3 separate regions of the Homo sapiens genome follow, and regions 2 and 3 are each linked to region 1. The links are chromatin loops, found by intact Hi-C in ENCODE. Cell type or tissue: dorsolateral prefrontal cortex. All regions are shown on one strand.

What was found. Hi-C counts contacts between places; a loop is a spot of excess contacts. Peaks named below come from ENCODE experiments on the same cell type or tissue, not always from the same donor. Only the 100,000 strongest peaks of a DNase experiment are listed, where the experiment ranks them.
Region 2: a loop joins it to region 1, with 6 times the contacts of the local background. A loop is called at or near these places in 10 of 110 quality-filtered maps.
Region 3: a loop joins it to region 1, with 5 times the contacts of the local background. A loop is called at or near these places in 10 of 110 quality-filtered maps.

What each region holds. Positions count from the first base shown.
Region 1 is chr1:15,045,508-15,048,007 of GRCh38, forward strand. All of the region lies in intron 4 of KAZN (kazrin, periplakin interacting protein), which reads left to right. Among named protein-coding and RNA genes, the nearest start is that of TMEM51-AS1, 110 kb to the right of the region's middle. RefSeq lists an enhancer at 1,104-1,333. In dorsolateral prefrontal cortex, CTCF peaks have their summits at 1,204 (motif pointing left) and 1,404; a DNase peak (open chromatin) is centred at 1,164; H3K27ac peaks cover 1,461 bases.
Region 2 is chr1:14,605,837-14,608,336 of GRCh38, forward strand. The region is part of intron 1 of KAZN (kazrin, periplakin interacting protein); the gene reads left to right. Among named protein-coding and RNA genes, the nearest start is that of KAZN, 8.4 kb to the left of the region's middle. In dorsolateral prefrontal cortex, a CTCF peak has its summit at 1,021 (motif pointing right); no DNase peak of the experiment used is centred here.
Region 3 is chr1:14,613,252-14,615,751 of GRCh38, forward strand. The region is part of intron 1 of KAZN (kazrin, periplakin interacting protein); the gene reads left to right. Among named protein-coding and RNA genes, the nearest start is that of KAZN, 16 kb to the left of the region's middle. In dorsolateral prefrontal cortex, no CTCF peak of the experiment used is centred here; a DNase peak (open chromatin) is centred at 1,288; H3K27ac peaks cover 2,091 bases.

The sequences.
Region 1 (2,500 bases):
CTTCTAGTAGCCCACTGTTAACCAGAAGCCTTACTAAGAACAGTCAGCGAGCACATCTTTTGTGTGTTCACTGTGTCGTGTACTGTCTTTGTATTAGTTCATTCCTACACTGCTATAAAGAAATAGCTGAGACTGGGTAATTTATAAAGGAAAGAGGTTTAATTGACTCACAGTTCCGAATGGCTGGGGATGCCTCAGAAACTCATAATCATGGCGGAAGGCAAAGGAGAAACAAGGCACCTTCTTTACAGGATGGCAGGAGGGAGAATGAATGCAGAGGAACTACCACACGCTTATGAACCATCAGATCTCGTTAGCATTCTATCACTATCACGAGAACAGCATAGGGGAAACCAGCGCCATTATCCACTTACCTCCACCTGGTCCTTCCCTTGACACGTGGGGATTACAATTCGAGATGAGATTTGGCTGGGGACCCAGAGCCAACCATATCAGTATTCTTTGAATAAAGTAAGCTAGAGCAAAGAAAATGTTATTAAGAGAATCAGGCCGGACGTGGTGGCTCATGCCTGTAATCGCAGCACTTTGGGAGACCGAGGAGGGTGGATCACCTGAGGTCAGGAGTTCGAGACCAGCCTGGCTAACACGGTGTAACCTTGTCTCTACTAAAAATACAAAAATTAGCCAGACATGGCGGTGGATGCCTGTAATCCCAGTTACTCGGGAGGCTGAGACAGGAGAATCGTTTGAACCCGGGAGGCGGAGGTTGCAGTGAGCCAAGGTCAAGCCGCTGCACTCCAGCCTGGGCAACAGAGCAAGACTCCGTCTCAAAAAAAAAAGAGAATCATAAGGAAGAGAAAATATATTTGCTATTAATTAAGTGGAAGAAGAGGATCATCATCAAGGTCTTCATCCTCGTTGTCTTCACGCTGAGTGGCTGAGGAGGAGGAGGGAGAGGAAGGATTGGCTTTGCTGTCTCGGGGTGACGGAGGTAGAAGAAAATCCGCCGATAATCAGACCCACGCACCCATGCCGTCCAAACCCACGTTGTTCAAGAGTGGACTGTGCTTTGTGGGGCTCTTGTGAGGATTTCCAAGAAATAAAGCAGGAGAAGCATTTGGCACCGGGCCTGGATTCCTGGACGTGGTAAAACCACGGCAGGATGGTTTACTAAGGGCCAGGCCCCAGGACAGGCCGGGGCAGGATCCGTGGGCCTAGCCTAGGTCTCCTTGTCCAATGCTGACCCCTAGTGGTGAGAACTGCTGGGCAGGAAAAAGCTGCGGCTGCAGGGACTTCTGGGGTCCAGGGGGTTCCCACCAGTGGGGTTGATAATACTGGAGGCCCTGCTGCTGCGTGCAGCCCAGAAAGAAACCTTTGAACTTGCAGGCCAGGAAAAGGCCCCTGTTCTCCCAGGTCTTTCTCATGCCTTGTGGACAGACAGATATGTCTTCCTTCCTTGGAGTCCTGGCCTTAGGCATCCGAGGACTCCCTGGGTCTTTCTGGCCTAGAAACCAGCTCACCCTGGCTTCCACTCCCACTGCGTCTGGACACTCAGCCTGTTTCCGCTCTGGCCAAGAAAACTCAGCTTCTGGCCTCCTTCTGGCAGGCATCAGATGCATCTGCCCGTGTGAATGTTGGCAACTCAGGTTGATTGGTTTATGTTCATGTTAACAGCACATGCAGTGTCTACCCAGGGCTTGGAGGCAGAGAGAAGGGGCTTCACGAGGAGCTGTGATGACCCCAGTCTTGTTGGGGTGTCCACCTGACTGCAGGTTCCCTCCATTGCCCGCCATGCCTAAAGTTTCACCGCCAGGCTGTGTTGCCTGCAGGCCCAGCTCCCCCACTGCACAGCTGACCCTTCCTCGGGGGGTGCCTTAAGTCCTGGGTTGCAAGCAACAGAAAGCAGCTCTGCTCTGCCAGTGGAAGCATAGAGGGTGGGTTGGAAGGAAGTCAGGGTCCACACGTGCAGTGGGGAGGTGGAGGGCGCAGCTTAGCAATGGCAGAAGCCACGGCAGCTGCAGGCCGGGCGTGGTGTCTCGTGCCTGTAATCTTTTGGCTTTGGGAGGCCAAAGCGGGCAGATGACTTGAGGTCAGGAGTTTGAGACCACCCTGGCCAACATGGCGAAACCCTGATTCAACTGAAAATACAAAAATCAGCTAGATGTGGTGGCACGCAGCTGTAATCCCAGCTCCTCGGGAGGCTGAGGCAGGACAATCGCTTGAACCCAGAAGGCAGAGGTTGCACTGAGCCAAAATCGCACCACTGCACTCCAGCCTGGGCAACAGAGCGAAACCCCATCTCAAAAAAAAAAGAAGCCCCCCAGCTGCGGAGGTGGGGAGCCAGGCCCGGGGGGATGGTGCACTCAGCAGCCCCTGCAGCTGGGGGACGAACATGTCCCTTTTGTCTTCTGATGAAATCTTACCTCTGTGAGGTCCATGCAGTGTGCCCTGTGGCCCATCTTGGGCCACTTACTTGCCCCTTACCCAGGGGTCCTGGCTGTAGCTGCTGGTGCTGGGCGGTTTCTTAAGTGACCCTGAG
Region 2 (2,500 bases), 440 kb before region 1:
GAAACTAAATCACTTGTTTGCAGTGAGATAGTGATGACTACAATGGGGATGATAGTAGCAGACTTCAGCATAGTGTGTACTCTGAGCCAGATACTGTTCTAAGTGATTTTCTGGATTAATGCATTTCAGGAATGCATTCAGTCTTCATAATGACTTATTGGGCAGGTACCATGCTCGTACCCATTTTCCATAGGAGAAAACTAAGGCACAGAGATGACACATTTACTTGCCAAAGGGCATATGGTCAGGAAGTGACCAAGCTCTGGCTCTAGAGTCTGTGTTCTTATTCATTCCACTTTGACATCCAGGATCACTCAACTGCCACATGACTGAGCCAGGAATGCAAACCCACTAGGTCTCTCTGCTGTTTAAACCTGTGTATGCTTCTCTGCCCTGCCTCCTAAGTCAGAAGCATCCTTTGGCTTGTTGCATTAGGGAGGTTCAGGGAGCTGTAGCCTTGTCTCTACTCCTGATTAAACTCCTGTTTCCCTAGACTGGTGGTAGTTCCTGGGTCCTTACGGTAAAGTCTTATGCTTGAGAGTTAGGCAATCAACCAGCCTCTCAGCCATCAACTGACAAAGAAGGGACTGGATTCTGTTTGCAAGACTGGCAGCCCAGGGGCCACTTATCACTAATAAAAAGGACTATTTTGATCCTGGACTTGGAGCCTCCAATTTCTTGGACTTCGTGTGTTTCATCTCTCTTGGGAAGGATGAGTCCAGGCAAAGCCAGAGTCTTGTGGCAGCCTTATTCTCCATCCATCCCATGTCTTTTCTTTTGCCTGAGTTCTCTCTCTGTGGCCTCAGTAGCCTCTAGCACCCCAAGACCATGCCCAACAGAGGACTTATTAACCTCAAACAGATACCTTCATGCTAGGGTTTCTTAGCCCCAGTACTATTGACATGTGGAGCAGATAATTCTGTGTTCTCAGGGGGCTGTCCTGTGTGTTGTAGGATATTTAGCAGCATTCCTGGCCTCTACCCACTAGATGACAGTAGAACCCTTCACACTCCAGTTGTGACAACTAAAAATGTCTCCAGAAGTTGCCAAATGTCCCCTTCAGGTCAAAATTATCCCTGGTTGCGAACTGCTTTTTATGCAGTGGTGTTAGGGGAGACTTCAATTGTTAGTCTTGGAATGACAGCTCTGTGAGGTCAGGGAGTTTTATCTATATTTTACTGTATCCTCACCACCTAGAGCAGTGCTTTGTACATAATGTAAGAGCTCAGTAAATACTTGCTGAATGAATAGATGGATGGATGGGTGAATACTAAATGATGGGGTGTGTGGACTTTGGTCTACTTTATACATGGTATCATGAGGATCATTGATTTAATGATAGATGATTTTAATTGAGTGCTTACATACCATATAACAAGCACTGTTTCAAATTCTTTACCTATAATACCTCAACGAATCCTTTAAACCACCTTATGAGGTAAGTACAGTGTTTGTCATTTTACAGATGAGAAAGTTGAGGCACACAAAGGTCACATGACTTGCCCAGGGTCACCGAGCTAGCAAGTGGCAGAGCCAGGATACAAACACAAGCCAGTGTGATTCCAGAGACTGCCTGGCGTCTCCACCAGGATGCTCTGGAGCTTGGCATCCTTTTTCCCATTACTGCCCAAGAAACTGTTATTGTTCTAATGTTGGCATTGTGGCAATTATAATTAGGATTTGCATGTCAGACACTAACTCATTCATCGTCAATCCTCAGAGTTCTGCTGGACAAAATATGCTCTGTCACTTCTGAAGAATCCGTAGCCAGCAGGGACTCCTGTCTGGCCAGAGGTAAGAGGACTGCTTAGTGCTGAGCCATGTTCAAACGTGAGAATCTCTTCTCTCTGCCTCACTGCTGGGCTGTGACCAAAGAGAATCGCAGAGGGGACTTGACTTTCCTACCTTTATGGGAAAGGGAACAGTGGACCCCAGAGCTTCTTAGTGGGGTTATGGCTCATTTTTAGCAAAAGGGATGTTCCAGGATCAGAACTGGGGAGGCAGAGTGACTTTTGAGATCATCCAAGGGGGCAATAAGAGCAATAGCCAGTGTTCGTTGAGGCTTTCCCAGATACTGTGATGAGCTCAACAAACATTTCCTCAATTTACCTTCATATTACAGAGAGTTAGATATTGTTATCCTCTCCATTCCACAGATGAAGACATTGAAGCTTAGAAGGGTTAAGTTGCTTTTCCAAGCTCTGGAAAGTAGTCCACTAGTGAACAGAAAAACAGGGGATTAGAACACAGGTTCACACGTTTGACTGACCCTGAAATCTGCTCGCTTCGTTAAGACGAGAATATCCAGATGTCACTATCAGGTAGCCCAAAGACATGCCAGTAGGACGGTTTTGCTATTTTGCTTAACGCCTTCCCTTCCTCTTTTTTTCTTCCTTTCTTCTTCCTCGCTTCTCTCTGTCTCCATCTATTGTGAGAGATTGGGCACATAGGCCCAGAGACCACAGATTTAATAAGATGGGGACTGAGTTATCTTGGACTC
Region 3 (2,500 bases), 430 kb before region 1:
ACTCACAGAGGCTGGCAGGCTGAGGCCGGGGATTGTACTCTGAGGGAAAACAGATAGTATGCCGCAAACTCCCACCAACAAAATGATCATTTCCCTGGTGAGCAGGCACACAGTATTAACATTAGCCAGGGGCCAGTTTTCAATAGTTTAAACTTTAATCAAGATGGCTATTCCATACCACAAGTTAACATCTGGATTTCATGTTTCTGCCATCCATATTCCCACTGAATAGTGATTCCTAGTGTTTTTAATGAAGAGAGAAAGAAAATTTTGGCTCCTACATTTTAGTAGTCATATTTTTGCTATCTGTTGGAGAAAATACATAAATGCAAAAGATTACAATGAATTCAGTAGCTTTGTCAAATGGTTACAGCTTCGGTATTGCATATATTTGAAAACTAATGGTACATACATGCAAGAAAAATAATTCATTGTGCCCATAGGCAGCAGGTTGGAGATGTGTGGATTTTGGACTTCTCGTCACCTTCTCTGGCCACCCAGAGTCTCTGCGGCCCACAGGTTGGGCCCGGATCAGTGCAGTGCTGAACAATGTCAGGTGCAGTGAGGTGCTTGACAAGTGCCTTGGAAAACTATGGCCTCTGCCCTGGGACTTTGAGTCTTCTGCCGATTTTAAGGGATTCCTCTGTTCTTCAAACCCAACTCTGCCTCCCTGTGACACAACTGATTAACCTGTAATTTGGGCCCCTGGCTTTCAGAAAACTCTGCAAAATTTCTGCAGAGTGACTTCCTGGTATGAATACCAGAAAGCACCAGTTATGGTCAGAATAACAGAACTGGCCCCATGCTAGATTTCCGGGAATACGATGCAATTGGCCAACTGCCATCACTAACTAGTGTCACCCTGCCTCATCTCCAGCAATGTCCTAAAACCCCTCAAGCATGTGATCCGTCATATCATTTTCTCATTTATGCCAACACTGGATAATGGCCTAATCTCTCCAGCAGCATTCAGATTTATTAGAGAAGATGGCATTTACAAAACCATTTCCCTGTTCCTCTGCAAACACCCTAAGCTGTCTTATAATAAACCACTCTCTTTATAGTAAGCCTTCCTTTTAACAGTGGTTTATTCCCTGCAATTAAAATCACCTGGAAGAGTCCAGAAACTGGTTTTCATTTCTCTTCCTTCGTGTTTGGTTCATCTTTGGCTGGAGGGCTCTGCAGGACTTGGGAGTGAACATTAGAGAGAGGCAGAGGCCAAACTTTGCTAAGGATGAGAGCTCTGCAGCAGGACATGGTCAGTATGAGGCTGGACCCAGCCTGGGTGACCATCTGCTGGGCCTGCTGGCAAAGCACCTCCCGCGCTGGGTTTAGATGTTCAGGAGAAAAATACATGCGCAAAACCAAATGTGATCTGGTTGGGAGGACTTTTCCGTTCATGGTGTTTTGCTTTCAAGATTGACCACTAAAGAAAATGACAAGTTTGGCAGCCACGGTATGTTGTCATTTGAATACAACCCAGAGAAACATTGAGAGACAGTAATTTCTAGGACAAGGGCCTCCCGGGTTTTTGTATGAAAGATTTGTTTGAACAAACTAAGATGCTGATGCAGGGAAGTTCAGCATCTATAGCACAGGACAGAGATCTCTGGAGTCCATTGCCAAGTGCAAATGCTGTCTCTTAACACTTCCTAGCTCGGTGAGGCGGGCAAGTTGCTTTACTAAAATAGGCCTTGGTTTCCTCGTAGGGATAATGCTGGTCCTGACCTCCCACGGCTGTTGTAGGATTCAGGTAGAATGTGTGTGATGTGCAGAGCACAGTACTTGGCACTTGCCAATTCCCCTGTAAATGTCGTTAACAAATGTTCACAAGTCTCCAGTATCCCTGCAGGCACTGAGGAAGGAAATTGAGTTTATTCTTTGGTTTCTTTGTCAGCTAACATTCATGAAGCACTCTATGATTGACAGAGCACTGTGATGAGCGCCCAGGATACCCGGACAAGTAAGGTGCCGACCACCTGCTGGAAACCAGAGGAGGGAAGAGCAGCAGAGGAAAGCCCCATTGTGGGATCCAGAGACCTGGGTTCTAGCCTCGAGCCTGCAACTAAGAGGCTAAAGAAGAGCAGAGTGGGCCAGGCATGGTGGCGCTCAACACCTGTAATCCTAGTACTTTGGGAGGCCAAGGCGGGCAGATTATTTCAAGCCAGGAGTTCGAGACCAGCCTGGCCAACATGGCAAAACCCTGTCTCTACTAAAAATACAAAACTACCCAGTGTGGTGGTGCACACCTGTAATTCCAGCTACTTGGGAGGCTGAAGCACAAGAATTGCTTGAACCCGGGAGGCAGAGGCTGCAGTGAGCCAAGATCGTGCCACTGCACTCCAGTCTGCATGTCAGAGTGAGACTCCATCTCAAAAAAAAAAAAAAAGAGGAGCAGAGGGGACTTCTCACTTCCATGAGGGAAGTGAGGCTTGTGGTTCCAATCGTATGGCCAACGTGTAGGCTGTGGCTTCGCCACCAGCCTCCGCAACTTGCAAGA